Linked DNA regions of Mus musculus: region 2 is linked to region 1. A link is a loop called in an ENCODE intact Hi-C map of the cell type or tissue named here. Cell type or tissue: left cerebral cortex. All regions are shown on one strand.

What was found. Peaks named below come from ENCODE experiments on the same cell type or tissue, not always from the same donor. Only the 100,000 strongest peaks of a DNase experiment are listed, where the experiment ranks them.
Region 2: a loop joins it to region 1, with 4 times the contacts of the local background. A loop is called at or near these places in 3 of 42 quality-filtered maps.

The regions. Positions count from the first base shown.
Region 1 is chr9:122,725,809-122,733,808 of GRCm38, forward strand. No RefSeq gene overlaps it. Among named protein-coding and RNA genes, the nearest start is that of Gm51699, 9.2 kb to the right of the region's middle. In left cerebral cortex, a CTCF peak has its summit at 3,942 (motif pointing left); a DNase peak (open chromatin) is centred at 3,926.
Region 2 is chr9:122,565,521-122,573,520 of GRCm38, forward strand. It overlaps 9530059O14Rik (RIKEN cDNA 9530059O14 gene), which reads left to right and starts at 6,981. Exons shown (of 2, transcript NR_015610.2): 1 at 6,981-7,244. In left cerebral cortex, CTCF peaks have their summits at 3,729 and 6,841; DNase peaks (open chromatin) are centred at 3,245, 3,652, 6,116, 6,303 and 2 more places; H3K4me3 peaks cover 3,609 bases; H3K27ac peaks cover 3,101 bases.

The DNA of each region.
Region 1 (8,000 bases):
GTGACTATTTTCTCATGACTTCGCACATGAGAAGTTACCATTTCAATGGTAATCTAAAGCTGTTCTTTGAATGATTAGCCTTTAACAGTAGGCAGACCTATACAAAGTTATTTCCAAATAGATCTAAGTCCATTTCCCACCTTCCCCTGGCAATGTCCTTAGCACCTGCCAGCAGGCAAAGCAGCAATGAGCAAGGGGAGGGGAGATCTCCATTCATGTTTCTGCCACAGCATCCTTCACTGACCAGGTGCCAGGATGAATAATGAATGGAGGAAAGAGTTCAAAGTTCAGTCAGGTTTTTCTCATCAATTCAAGCTTCTTTTCTCTAAGATTTGCCTAATCGTATCTTTAATTTTTTTTTGTATGCGTGTGTGCACGAATGAGTATGGATATGTGCACATGAGTGTAAATACCTGGGAAGGCCTCAAAAGGGCATTGGGGCCACTGGAACTGGAGTTACAGGCAGTTGTGAGCCCATTCAACATGGGCGCTGGGAATGGCTCTCGACTTGTTTTTATTAACGTCTACTCTGATACACTGGTTCTGAGGCACCAGGGGCTGAACCTCAAGCCTCTCTTATGTAGGGAACTACTCTACCCTGGCCCTGATGACGCCAACAGTTTGAAGAGGCAGAAGCGGGGAGGGTGGTGACCTTAAATCAATTATCTGAGGTTTTGTTTATAAGCTAGAAACAAAACAAAGTAAACCCAAAGAGAGTAAGTTAATGAAATAGAATAAATTAATAGATGGTTTGAAAATAGAGAAAATGGGGCAGGAGGGGCAGTTGGAGAGGTGGCTCAGTGGTGAAGAACACTTACTATTCTTACAGAAGACCAGGGTTCAATTCCCAGCACCTACACAGCAGCTCACAATAATCTATAAATCCAGTTCCTGGGATCCAATGCCTTCCTTCTTCTGGTCTCTGTAGACACCAGGAACATACAGGGTCTATTACATACATGCAGACAAAACATTCATACAAATAATAAAAAAAAAACTCTTTAAAAAATAGAGAAAATACAAAAAGAAAAAATTAAGGTCTAAAGAAAGTCAAATTCCTTCTTAATTCTAGCAGCAGACCAACAAAAATAATTTTTTAAAAAAACTAGTTATGCTAATAAAAGGTAATGCAAATGACCAATACTAGGAACGGAGGGCTGTGAAGTGATAAAAGAAGATTAGAAGGACTTTATTCATGGCACTAAATCATTCATTACAGCTTATTAGCACTTATGCAAGAGAATGTAATTCCGGAACTAGAATAGCTAAACCTTAAAGAGACTTTCCAAGGTGCTCCTTCCAAGTAAATTCAAGTCCCAGATAGCTTTGTTAATGTGTTTTATTAAACTTTTAACAACAAGAAAAAACATACATTAGCTTTACATAAACTCTTCCAGAAAGTAAATGATTTATTAACGTTTCATGAAGCCAACTTGTTTATGAGGCCAGCATGTCCCTAATGCCAGCCCTAGAGAGAAACAATTGTGTTATTCTTAACAGTGTGCCCTTCAGAAGGAAGTGCCAGGAACAGCTGTGCCCACAGTTATAGGTGACTTTTTAAGAAGCTCTGAATGGAGGGGAAAGAATGAAGTTACAGTGGAGGAGCCATCCATTAAAAGGGAGCCCAACCGAAGGCCCAATGAAGAACTCACACCTAAGGCCATAGCAAATGCTGTAAAACAGCTGGAGTGGACAAGGACTGGGTCTTAAGGATGGGGGTTGGAGAGGCAGAGTGAGGCGTGGCTCAGAGCCTATAAGGAGACTCTGGGCTGACTGCTGGGAGAGGACAGTGTTGAGGTGCAGGCAGACACAGGCGCAGTGTCAAAGGCTAGACCTTGCTTAGTGGAAGGCCCAGTGGTGGAGCTTGCTTCACCGAAATCCCAAATAAACATGTGTACAAGTAGATGCCGAGGATGAAACTCGGTGCTTGCCTAGCGTGTGTGAAGAAGTCCTGGTTGCATCCTGAGCACCACATACACCTGGAGTGGTGATACACACCTGCAACCCCAGCACTTGGGAGTGGAGCAGGAGCGTCAGGAGGTCAGGGTCATCCTGGGCTACATAGTGAGTGAAAGTCCATCCTGGGCTACATGAGACCCTTCTTAAAAAAAAAAAAAGTGTAGCTGGGCAAGGATGGCACACCTGCTTGCACTCAGGAGGCAGAGGCAGGCAGATCTCTGGGTTCAAGGCCAGCCTGGTCTACAGAGTTAGTAGTCCCAGGACAGCCAGGGATATACAGAGAAACTCTGTCTCGGAGAACTAAAAATAGTAATTAATTAAATAAAAAAATGTTTTAAAATGACAAGTCTGTATTGTCAAGAGGGGTTGAGGCAGAGCTCAATAGTACCAGGCCTGGCACGTATGAAGCCCTGCATTCGGTCAGCTGTGGAAGGAGAGAGAGGAAGGAGGAAACTCAGAGGAGAGACAGAAAGAAGAGAAGGAGGACAGACTGCATACAGTTCTGGAAAGCTCTTTGACATTTATGCCCTTTCCAGACAGGATGGCATATTCTGGTAGGTGCAGAACATAAGTTGTAATGATGCCTGTTGGTGTGTTTCAAAGAAAAGTTCATTGCAAACAGGAATCTGATTATTTGAGTTCAATCTATTGGGCACCTTAAAATCAGAATTTGACATATTAGTTAGAATTGAGATAGTTCCCACTCAAAAGCTCTTTGCCACTGGTCTGAAAGTGAGTCTTTGAGTCTTGAACAAAGATTTAGTGGAATGGTTCACACTTACCGGAATTCTGTCAAGCACATTCCAGAAGGAAGAGGGCCCAAGCACTAAATGATCCTTTTATGTTTTAAATTCCAGCCAGGAAGACAAGAGGCAGAGTTCCAGATCCACCATTTAGTGTGTGAATTATGTATGACTTTATATGAGGCTTTCTGAGAGCTTCAAGTTGGTGTCTAACCACTAGAAAGGATGTCACAAAACAAATCTACATCCGTGCTGATAATGGTGACAGCCATCAGCGCTGTGCCACTGATTAAAGAGAAACTTATGAAATTGCTTCTGGTCTCATCGTAGAACAACAGCCAGCATTATTAATGTGTGTGTGTGTGGGGGGGGGGTCTTCCAATATGCCTGGCAGATATCTGAAAGCCTCAATAGTACCATATCCTGAATACTCTGGGTTTCCCCCACACCTACACACCTATGATACAGCTTAATTTCCAAATTAGTCATGGTAAGAGATTAACCATAACTATTAGTTATAAAACACGATAATTACCACAGTCTGCAATCAGAGTTATTTAAAATTTGTGAATTGTTCATTTCTAGAGTTTCCTACTTGAGGGTTTGCCATGGTAACAGAAACAGGAAGGTAACTGTAGCTAAGCATGGGCTCTGTTCATATAGGGCATCAAACAGGCCAGCTCCTGGTGAAGCAAACTGTGTTTTTATCGTTTAGCTACATCTTAGGAGGTGTCTGAACACCACTCCTGACAGTGAGGAGTACCCAAGCAGGATCTCTGTAAGACAACAGAGAGATGGCCCTGATGTGAAGGGGCCTAAATTCTTAGCCCCTCAACACACTCGGCACACACTTGTGAACTTCACAGCAGAGTTCCTCATGATTTAGATGCTGGGGGATCTGTGGGCATTGGGAACTTTAGTATGAAACTCTTGACCATGGCTATAAAGCAAGCCAAGGACACAGTCACCCTGCTGCCTGATGCTCTACAATTGTAAAATGGCCGAAGGGAGCAAAGCCAAGTAGGACAAGAAGTGCCATTTAACCAGATCTAGGCGCATTCGGCTTCTGGTTGTGCTGTGGCAACGCGTGTGCATGTTGAGAGCGTATGGGGCAGGTTCCCAGCTCATACATAGAAATCCTGGGCATAATTTTACGTCTTAGAACAAGGTAAAATTTAGGAGCAGTCCATGACTGTTAACAGCCTTTGGCATAAGGAATAGCCTTTGGCACACTGCCATCTAGTGGCTACAAAGGAAAACTCACAACACAGAAGGAAGGCTTGAGGATTCTGGGTCCTCTCGTTAACTCATTCAGGGGACTTGTGCTGTCTCATTTCGGGTCTCATGAAAAGGCACTCTCCACGTCTAGATGTTGGGCCTGAGGAGAGTGAGCAGCAGGTATCTCATCTCCATCCTGGTGAATCACAGCCTCCACCATAACTGCCGTCTATGTCTCCACTGCAGCCTCCACCATAACTGCCTTCTATGTCTCCACTGCAGCCTCCACCATAACTGCCTTCTATGTCTCCACTGCAGCCTCCACCATAACTGCCTTCTGTCTCCACCACAGGACCCTCCTTACATTCCTGGTCACAACCTGGAGAAGTGTATACTGTTCCTACTCCTTGTACAGAGCAGGAGGGGCAAAATGCCTGTCTTTCTTCAACACCTAATGCCAGCAGGGTTCCTTTGGTCTGTCTGTCTGTATCCCTGAGTTACCTGGGCTTCTAAAGAGCATGAATGTTCTTCATGCCACCAGGGAACAGCAGTCTTTCCCAAGGCAATGCTGGGAAGAGAATGAAGCCAAACCCTCAAGCTTCCCCCTCGCATCCTCCCAGCTACCCCACACTCAGATGGCCTACGTGTCCACAGAGTCTCTTCCCTGTGACAGTGCCGAGCTCCTATAGACTGCTGCAGACAGAGCCTCCCCACTGTGTTTTGTGGGTCCCATAGGCTCATATGTTTGAATGCTTGGTCCCCAGTTGGTGGATCAACATAACAAGAGCCAACGATTGTGTGTAGATGCACATATGTGCGCGCATTGAAGTATGCTTTGCTGAGTTTTCATTTCCAGTATTTCTGAGTTTTCACTCCTAGTCTCGATTACTCTGCTGAATTTCTTAGCCACATTGCTGGCTTTCTTATTCAGGTTTCATGTCGACTTCTCGCCTGCTTATTTATTTGAATAAAGTAACACTTTTTTGGGATTTCGGCATCTCACTGAGAAGCCATGTGCTTTGGATGAGTCGCACTGCCTGCATTTTCATATTTCTTGTGTTTGTGTATTGCAGTTATGCATTGTTTGGAGATGGATCTGTGTTTCAGGGGTCTCCTCACTCTCTTCCCTGCTGTTTACTTTATGAGGTCCTTTGGGAGGCTTCCCTTGGGTTTATGATCCTTACTACCACTTAGAAGGGAGGAAATGGCTGCAGTATTAAAAACTACAATTTGGGAACAATCAAGGTATTAAAGTGTAATAAGCAGGCAGCCAACAGCATTAACTACAACCTCAATAAGGTCAGAAAGAAAGAGCCAAGATACTAAACAGGATAGGCTATGACTCTAAAAGTTAATAAAGGTTGTAATTATTAAGCTGTAAAATAAGAAGTCAAGTGTGGCCATTCATGCTTCTCATCACAGCACTTGAGAGGTTGATCAGGGGTTATAAAGCAAGGTATGCCATTCACACCTATGATCCCAACACTTGGGAGGGTGAAGACGGCCAGCTTGGGTGATATAGCAAAATGCAGCAGCCAGCTGAGCTACACACATAGGGACACTCTCAAACCAAACAAAAGAGAAATGAGCAAGATAACAAATAACTAAAGATTTTAAGCCCACTCCTTGGTAGACAAATCTCTAGGAATCTTGACTTTAGTATTCCTATGGGGTAAAGAAGTCAGAAATAAATATAAGTCTTTGGAGAAGGCTCGGTGAGTAAAAGTACTTGCTGTGCAAGCATGAGGACCTAAGTTCAAGTCCCAGGCCCACACAAAAGCTTGATACATACAGTACTTATCATCTCAGTGTGCTCCTAGTGTGAGAGACAATTCCCAGAAGCTCATAGGCCAGCTAGCCTGACCTATATAGAACAACAAAAGAGAATCTGTCTCAAGCAAAAAATGAAGACTCACACCCAAGACCGTCCTCAGCCCATAATCAAGCAGTGGGTACCTGCATGTTCACATGTGGATATATACATACGTGTGTGTGTGTGTGTGTGTGTGTGTGTATTATGTATGTAGATGTATACATACACACACACATTTAAAGAAAGAAAAAATTGTTTAAAGCAATGGATGAAAAATTGGTTTCTCTTGTATGTGTGACAATGGTCCACTAACATCTCATTTTGAGAACTGCAGTAAACTATTCATTTGCAAATGTATGTATGTTGATGACATTGTTTCAGAAAAACACTATTTTCAGAAGGATGCAAGAAGGGGAAAAGAGAGATTCTGGATGGTTCCAACCTGTGTGAGTATTAACTGAGAAGATATTTCAGCCAAACGTGCAAATATTAAAGAAAACATGTCCATCAGATTCCTAGAAGAAAGAAGACGCTAAGCTCTGGGATCCGTCTCGTTCCAGCTGTTATGACTAGCCTCAGAAAAAGTGTGTAATTAACCCACTGTAAAGGAGAAGATGGGAAGGCTGGCAGCAGTACTTCCACATTACAGAAAGCCAGGTGCAGTTAGAAACCATACTTCTCGGCCACAGAGACCTGACGTCTCTGCGTTTGCAGAAGGCAATGGAGACAAGGTTGCTGCAGCCCACAGAGATGACATTTGTGCCAGCTGGCTCAAGAGGTCTGGCTGAACACTCCAAGCAAATTCTCCATGCAGAAATTTGCACTGGTTTCATAATGGTTAGGTAGGTATCTTGGTTAGTTTTTTTTTTTTTTTTTTTTTTTGTCAACTTGACACCAGCTAGAGTCCCCAAAATGCAAATTTGTAGGACATTTTCTTAATTAAAGATTGATGTGGGAGAGCCCAGCCCACGGGGAACAGAGCTACCCCTGGGCAGATGGTACCTGGTGACAGCCATAAGAAGCAAGCTAGTCTTCCTCCGTGGTTTCTGCTCAATTCCTGCCTTTGGCTTCCTGCCCTGACTTCACCTCATGATGAACTGGAAGCTGGAAGCCAAATAAACTCGGCCCCCGCCACCACCACCCCAAGTTGCTTTTCCGTCCCTTATCAAAGCAAGATAAAGCAAACTAAGGCAGTAGGTGACTCCAGCTCAATAAAGACCTAGTTCTCTGAAGCAAAGGGCTGTGCTGTCACCTCCTCATGACCCATCAGCTCAAACTTCAGCGGGTTACTAACCTGCACGTGGAGCTGCTAGGATTTTAAATCAACGGTTGTTTGGGAAGGTCAAAGCAGAACCAGAGTCAGCAGTCAATGTTTAAACGCAAAATGCTGCTGTTTGCTTCGTCTAGTTGGTGCGTTAACGATGAAAATACTCCGTCAGCACCAGGTAGATTCACCGAAAATCAATTTTGCAAACCTTCTTTACCTCACTGCCATAACTTCTTGCCTGTGTTCTGCCTCTTACTCCGGTCAAGCCCATTGTGGTAAGAAATTGCTGCTTTGCTTGTCAAGAGGTCGTGCTTGCAACGATATTCCAACAGCTTCAATTTACGGAAGGTTTCTGTATTTTTCAAAACATCTAAGTCTCATTTTTATGGCTGTGAGGGTAACTTATTCGCATCAACCCATCGTGCAAAGCGACTTGGTGAATTTTGAAAGTCTTGAGTTTGAGTAACAGGTAAGAGGCGGGCAGTTCACCTGGTCACATGACCTATATGCTCGCCTGGTCACATGACCACTGTGCTCGCCCACTGGACTCAGGTTACTTTTAAGTTTTAAAGGAAAAGGTAACATGGAAATTATGCATTAACGCACACAGCACTGAGTGTCACCAGCCACTAAGTCACAGGAGAACCACAGCCATGGTTCTTCCCTCTACCCTCCGAGAGGCTCCCCCACACCCCGCCCCACCCCCTCTTAGCTCCGCCCCTTTTCCCTGTCCAATCGCAGACCTTCTCTACGCTAATGTAGTTGAGCAGGGAAAATTCTGCAACAAACTACTATAGCGATGGCCTTCCCCTTTCAGGGACCCTTGGGGCGTCTACAACAACCCCTAGAGCGATAACTAAAACCAGGTACTGGGAGTTTTAAACAACAACTCTATGGCTTTTGGTCGCATCTGTTTTTCCCCTTGCAAGATACCCTTTTTGACTCTTTGTGAACTTTGTGCCTTAGACTTACTCTTTAAGGTGCCCTCACATGTCTCTCC
Region 2 (8,000 bases), 160 kb before region 1:
TAAGGGAAATTAAATTTGCAGCCATTTAAAAAATGTCCACGGCCAAATGATTTTAGAAGAGAATTCTACCAAAATGTAAAGAATTAACAATATGTTTACATAATGTGCTCCATAAAACATAAAAGAACAGAATACTTCCCAATTAACTTCATGAGGCGCTAATCATAAAACTAGACTGTAAACAAAGAAAAAAGTAGTAACGTTCCTGTCAGCATCTTTCATGAACTTTGATGTGAAAATCCACAATTTAATCTAAATATGTGTAAATTATCATTAATCTATGTTTGCCCATTGGGATATATACACAGGTGAATTACTTTGATTCTATATCTGAGAACCAATAGATAATAACAATGTGCCTTATGGTAAAATAGAAAAGGTCAAAAACATCTATAAGCCCTGTATCTAGAATTCTTCATGGTGAATGATTTTTTCCCCAGAAGATCGGGAATGAGGTAGGTTGTTTATGTCAGCATTGTTGCCCAACAAAGAGCTTGCAGCCACTGAAATAAGAGAAGTTGGGAAAACATGGAGATATAAAGGAAGAAATCTAATGTGCCTTGTTCTCAGAGACATCATGATTGCCTCTGTAGGAGAATCCTACATGTGATAAGTAAGGTCTGAATGGTCACAATGATCAAGCTCTATTTGTAAGTTTTTTAAGATATATATTTTATAAGTGTGTATCTGTGTGAGGATCTATGCACCTGTTTACAGTACCAACAAGGTCAGAGGAGCGTGTGAGATCCCCTGAAGCTGGGGTCACAGGTACTTCTGGGCTGCTGGTCGTGGGTGCTATACTGAACTCCAGTCCTCTGGATGAGGAAGAGTGCTTTTAACAGCTGAGCCCTTTCTTCAGCCCAAACATGGAAATTTTAATTGTGTCTCTATACATCTAACAGCGATCATATGGAAACCAAAATTTTAAATGAGATAACATTTACAGACACCTCCATAAAGAAAAGAGAAGAAAAGAAAAGGTAGAAAAAGAAAAAAAGAAAAATCCTTAGGTATAAATCTAAGCCAATCCTAAAATGAAAATTAAAAATAAATGGAGGCATATGTAATAAGAGATACACTATACTCAAAAAGAAGCAATGTTAAAAGAGAAAAAAAATCTTTCTCCCAAATCAATCTATAGTTGATGCAATTTCTAACAAAATTCTAGTGTGTGTGTATGTGTGTGTGTGTGTGTGTGTGTGTGAGAAAGCTTTCTCTGTAGTGTATGTGGAATGGCTAGAGCAATCCTTAAGAAAAGAAGAATTAAGTGAGAAGAACACTTAACCTAGTACAAAGGCTGACAACTCAGCTGTGAGACAGCACAGCACTGGTGAAGGTTAGGTAGGCACACAGGCTGATGGAGCAGGATGCAGACCACGAAGCAGAGCCACATAAATCGACCACCTGGGTTTCATTGTTACTGTAACAACCACACACACACACACACACACACACACACACACACACGTAAATAAATAAACAAATATACTCTTAAAACTGGGGGTAATTGTCAACACTTAGGGTTAGACGAGTTCTCTGGCTTAATACCAAAATGAAAGATTGGTAAACTGCATCTGTCTCATCTAGTCTGGAAATTTCTGTTCTGCAAATTCCTGAAAAGAGGCTCCACAGACAAGCCTGGGACTCAGGCAAAACATGTGCGAACTTCTTACAGAGGACCTATTCTAGACTCTTCTTCATGCACAAAGAACTCTTCTTGCATGGCATGACCGAGGCACTGGGTTCAGGCCTAAGTGCTGAAACCAAACAAATGAACAGACAAACCAGACACTCTAAATGGGATGTGGGCAAAAGATGTGAACAGATATTTTATTTTTTAAAAAGTGTACAGCAAAACTAAATCGTTGTTTAAAAAAGCATGTTCACTGTCATTAGCACTCAGGGAAATGTGCGTTTTCTTGAGCGATTACTACATCTGTCAGAACAGCTAAAGCACCAAATACTGACCATACTACGTGCTGATAAGTGGGACCACAAACTACCACTGTGCATGTCGAGCAGTGCGGGTGTTCAACAAGACATCCACAGTGTCTTATATGAATACACAGCCCTGCAATTACTTTCCTGGGTGTCTATTCCCAAGAAATGCTATGTTCCCACATAAACCTGCAGAGCAGTGTTTATAAAATCATTATCCATAAACAAAATAGAGAAACAGCCCTTGAAGGGTGTGCTTCCCCGTGTCACAGTTAAACACTGACCCCTGGATGACCCTGAATGACCCAGGAGACCCTCAGGCCATAAAAGCAATCCATTGACCAACTATTAACCGTGGTAAGTAGGATGGAATTCCAGGAAATAACATTGGGTTGTTTTTCTTTTCTTTTCTCCAATGAAAGGACAAAGAAAAAGACTACATGACTATGTAATTCCATTTATTCAACAATCTTAAAATGACAAAACTTGGAGTGAGGAGTGTTCTCTGGGGTTGCTTGTCAGAGAGAAAGAGAGACTTTGCTGTGTCAGCAGTGGTGTTATCTACCCAAAATTGCATGTGTGAATAAAAGAAGTACAGGTGTAATTACAGGTGGGGGGCGGGGTGCATCAGTGCTCAACTGATATCCAGTGATAGGGTATTGTTTGTACTTTCAACAATTGTTAGTTAGGGGCTTAGGGGCTGTAACTCAGTTAATAGAGTTCTTACTAACCACCAAGAAGCCCTGGGCTCAATCCTCAACACCATGCACACAGGCCTGGTAGTGCAAGCCTGTAATCCCAGCTCTCAGGTGCAGGTGCGGGGGCGGGGGGGGGGGCGGTGCGGGGAGGGGCAGAAGTTCAAGGACATCCTAGACTACCTGTTAAATTCGAGGTCAACCTGGGCAATGAGACCCTGTTTCGGAAAGAAAACAGCATTAAAAAAAAAAAGCGCGTGGGGTGAGTTATTTCTTAGAACTGCATGTGAATCTACGATTCTCTCAAAATCCTCTGGTCTGATTTCCTAACGGTATGAATGCTACTGGACTGTATGTAGTCTTACATGCCTTGAAACATACAAAGACAAGGGACAGGTGATTGTTTCTTAAATTTGGGGACACTACCTCTCTTAAGTGCCATTCCCTCACGTTGCTGTCAGGGACTGCGGGAGTGTTGGATTTGGGAGTGGGCGAGGAGAATTCAGGGCCTGGCCTCGCTGCGATCAGGTGTGTGTAGAGGTGGGCGTTGATGTGAGCGAGAGGCAAAGCCCAGAAAGAATGCGACAAGGCAAAGCATGCCGTCCTGTCAAAGAAGGAACCATGCAGAATGCCAGTTGGAGAAGGATTTAGAGGAGGGTGCTGGAGCCTCGGGGACGCCCTCCCGTGCACCTTTCAGGAGGTGATGGGCGGCGAACGAACCTCCCCGGAGCAGTAACCGAACCCCGCCACGCACGGAACCAGGTGAGTGCTGGACCCAGAGCGGAGGTGAGGCCTCCCGGCGACCGCCGCAAGCGTGCTGGGCAGCGTGGTTCGCAGAGGCGGCGCCGGGTCTCGGAAGCTGCGGCGGAGACGCCAAGGAGGCTGAGAGTGCGGAGAGGGTGGGGCGTTGCGGAGATCCCGCCGGCGCCAGCCGAGGAGCAGCGGCTGGCTGAGGGCGCGCTCACCCAGGCACGTGGGTGTGGAGCCACCGGCGCCGCCCGGCCTGCGCTCTGCAGCACCGCAGCGCGGGTGCAGGCGCGGGAGCAACCGCGCTGGGGAGGGCTGGGACGCGCCACATCCTGGCCCGACGCCTGGAGGCGCTCTCCACGCGCGTCCTTTCCCCGCTGCCCGGGCCTCCTTGAATCTCCCGAGTGGGAAACCGGAAAGCTGGAGGCTTTGTCCAAGGGTGGTTGGGGACACTGGAGCTTCCAAACCTTTCGCCCACACCCCTGACTAGGGATGACGGGGCAGAGACATATGGACATTGACCTGCCTACGGAGCACATTAGGGGTTTGCGGGGACTCTACCCACAACTGAGCCCGGGACCTTGGAGGAGTAGTCAGGTTCCACGTTGGTGGACCCCGAGCCGGGGCAGCAGCGGATCGCCGTCGTGGGTTCCCCGCAACGGCTGCGCCCAGCCCTGGGCAGCCACGCGCGCCTAGTGGGGGTGCAGCAGAGTGCGCTGGGGACGAAGATGGTGGGCGGGCGTGAGGTGAACAGCCAACAGGGGTGGGGGTGGGGTGGAACGGCAGAAAGCATGAGAAGGTAGCGGTCCCACTGTTGCAGCAACCCTGCGGTAGGCGGGAACGAGACGACAGGATCAATGTGGTGCCTGCCAGGCGCACAGCGGACCGGACAGGCAGGCCTTGGTCCGCTCTAGTAATGAGCAGAGGGGAGACTGCCGACTCAGAATCTTACTGGTGCTGGCCAGTGTGCAGGGATTTAGCCACAGGAACTTGGAGGAAGGAAAGAGAGGGGGACCGTGCCTGGCCTATAGAAGGGGATGATGACGCTTAGCGCAGCTCTTGAGGACATGCCTGCAGACAGGGAGCCTCCGAAATCCTTTTCACCCTGGGACCCCAAACCTGCCATTTGTCCCATTCCACCACGCCCTCTTCGTAGCTTCCCAAGATTGACCCGTCGATACTTCCAGATCCCTTTTAGATTGAAAATCAGGTCAGATTCTGCACTTTATCAACATGCCCCACCCCTGTCGCCATTAAGCAGCTTCTCACAACCCTGAGGTGTGGTCACTCCGAAGGCACAGTTCCACAGACCTCTGACCGCGCCGCAGGAGGACGCTGAAAGCAAATGCTCTGCAGCGACTTGTCCTGTTCAATATCATCCCCATTCATCCCGGCTGTTGTGTGTTTTCTCAACAGGGCGTGACCCTGTAGACAAGCAGGGCTCGAAGTCAGGGACCTACCCCAATTCAGACACTGTCGCGAACACTCCCTACACTACAAGGCGTGTCAGTCTCTGCATCAGCCACTCTGGGCTGCCTCTCTCAATGGTACTCAAGGGTCGGACACGTGAAAGTCCAGGATCTGATACCACACATCTCCAGCTGTGCCGGACCCAACGTGTGTGTGTGTGTGTGTGTGTGTGTGTGTGTGTGTGTGTGTTGCATTTAACTCCACCATCATTCCCAGATATGCAACATAAAGCATTGAAGGGAGAGGGAGGCAAAAACAAAAAAATTAGGATCTACAGTTTCAAGTTCAAAATCACAACCTTGAGACTCTGAAGGAGTATTCACCTCCTTCCTGTCTAGGCTACCGGATATCATATCTTTGAATACACGCCAGACCCTCAGGAATTATCTCTTCGGGCGATGCCACAAGTGAGCAGTATTCTCTCAACTTCCCAGATCCTTGCTAAAAAGGTGTGTGTGTGTGTGTGTGTGTGTGTGTGTGTGTGTGTGTGTGTGTGTAGTGGATTATTTTCCCCCTTTTATATATAGTGTAGTTTTGAGAAGGGCAGCGAGGCATCTGCTTGGAAAATAATATACTTCTTAATTTGACAGGCCCCTCTCTCCCATGGTAGCTTTTCGGAGTCCTCCAAAGTTCTGTCTAGCGTTGGTGCCCGAAGCTTTGCATGCAGTTAAGCTTCCTACTAAGCAAACCTGCTGGACATTTGTCCTGTGCCCAGGGAAGCACACAAGTGTCATGAAGGGGTTGGGGAAAGACCCTCTGGGTTAAGGGAGGCGTTGCTTCGCGGGTAGAGGTTGAGAGGGAAGTTGGAGTGCAATGGGACCATTAAGTCCCACCTTCTTCCCCCATCTGTGCTTTGGACTATGCGGTTTCTGCCTTGGCCAAAAACCGCATCCACGTCCAAATACAGTACAAAACTCTCTTGGACAGAAGTTAGAAAGAAGCCAGTGTAGAGAGAGACAGTTTGCTTCTAATAATCTCATAAGAATGCCCACAGTATGGCCCAAGTGGCGAGCAGATTCACGGTCCCCATGTGCTGCTGGGGTTGTCGCAGACGCGTCCACGGGCGTCGCAGCGGACGTGACACCGCATTTTCTCTGAATTCCTGCCATCTAGGATGGTGCAACCAAGGGAGGGGGTCATGGGGAAGCAGAGTGCAAGGCTGCAGAATCCGTTCTCTGCAGAGAACTGGAGCGAGCATGGAACAGCGCAACTCCGAGGGCGTTCACATTCGAGAGAAAAGCAACGCCCGGTCGTGGGTGGTTAATTGCCGGCTTCCCACAACCATGAGGCACGTCCCTGGCGGCGTCACTACCTTATGTTTTAATTTGACCTTTATTGGATCTTTGCTCCCCTGGGCTGAGGACTGGACTTGCACTCAGAAGACCACTGCCCTCTCTGGGGAGGGTGGGCCTTCTACTGCGGTTCCCTTCTCCTGAGGGAGCCTGTTCGAGTTCAGAACCTTGTAGACCTTGGAGTTATCAGGCATTCCCGGGCGTGGTCTAGTCGTGGGTTGCGGGGTTTTCTAGCCTTGGAACTGGGCGGTGTCTGCAATGCATCGCATCGCCTTAAGCTGTTCTCGGGTACTCACTCTCGCCGGTGCGCAGAAAGAGACAGAGAGGGGAGGGGTCACGCTTGACTATGAAGTGCCGGTGGGGTCTATTCAGAGTGTCAGTGTGTGTGTGTGGGGGGGGGGGGGGCTGCAGCAGAGGAGGGAGGGTTCTACTGCCAAGGGCAGGGCGGAGGACTGTGAAGGCCGGTTGGTAGTGTGAATGCCTTCCCAGGTTCAGCTGCGGTGATCACCCGGCACTGCAGCTAAAGGAGCTGGTTGCACCTTGCGTGCTCCCCCGCCTTCCCTGTGTTCCCCGGCTTTTCCGGGAGGAAAGATGGGGTGCCCATAGCGGGTGGGGCGCGCCGGCTGCCCAGTCGGGCGGTCACGTGTCCCCCTCCCCCTCCTACTGCAGCGGGAGTTCCAATCAGAGCGCGCCAGGGGGCTCCTCCCGGGCAGGAACCACCGGGCTCCGCGGCGCGGGGTGGGCCGCCATCACCTGACCGCCCGCCCCCGCCCCCCGCGAGTAAGGGGCGGTGGTAGCGTCTGCTCGGTTACAAATGGCCCCTCCCGCCCCGCTCGCCCGCTCGCTCGAGCTCGGCGCGGACCCGCCCGGGAGCGCTCCTCGCAGCAGCTGCCCGGGTTCCCACCGCCCTACCGGGCGCGAGCGATCAGACTACCTCGGAGGGCGCGCTCAGACACCCAGATGTCCGGCCACCTCAGTGGGTACCCTCGGCACCCTGTGATCCGACCACCCGCGGAGGCGCGCTAGCCCTCTGGGTGGGCGTGCTGGGCTTCTCTGCGGCGGAAGTCTGGACCACAGATTGTGACTTCTTTTCTAGCAGTAGGTGAGTGCCCAGCGGGAGCGCAGGCATGGGATGCCCTCCTACTGTGTGGGAACCCCGGGATCCTCTAGGGCACAGGAGGTTTGGTGTAATGACTAAGTCAAGCTTGCAGAACAAGTCCGAAGTCACTCGCCTTCTGGGCCTCTTTTTCGAGTTTCCCCAGTCCCTGGTTTGGGAAAGCGCTTTGATTTGAGGAATTCTTGTCTTGAGATACTTGACAAAGGTTGAAAAGACACTCAGATAGGAGCCGGGAGCTCTAGCTAGCTGGCGCAGGCTGGGTACACCCGGCGTGTTTGAATGTGGGGGGCGGGGGCCCTTTTGAGAATCAGCCCTGGGTAGGGCTAGGGCGAAGCCTCTGCGTTGGTCCCGTCACTCTGTCCCCAAAAGCCACTTGAAATGCCAAGGAGAGAAGAAACAGTGGCTGTAGATGTTGCTAACCAGCTAACCCCCTCCGTTTCTGATCTACCCCTGTGCTGCAGGTTATTCTGCCAAGGATGTGTGAGACTTGGAAGCGCCTAGGATACACCATTTTTACTTTATGACTTTTTGGCAGAAAATATGCGTTAAAGTGTTGAATTACGAGGGAAGATGGAGAAAATAACTTAATTCGCGTTTTTGTAAAGTTTTTGTTTTAAATGCAAGGCAGTAGAGATGTAGGTATTTGAGTCATATTTTGCGACTATACTTTTGGCTTTATGGTCCATATGTTCCTTATAACCTTTCAAACAAAACCCTAGGGAAAAAAATAGAAATAAATAA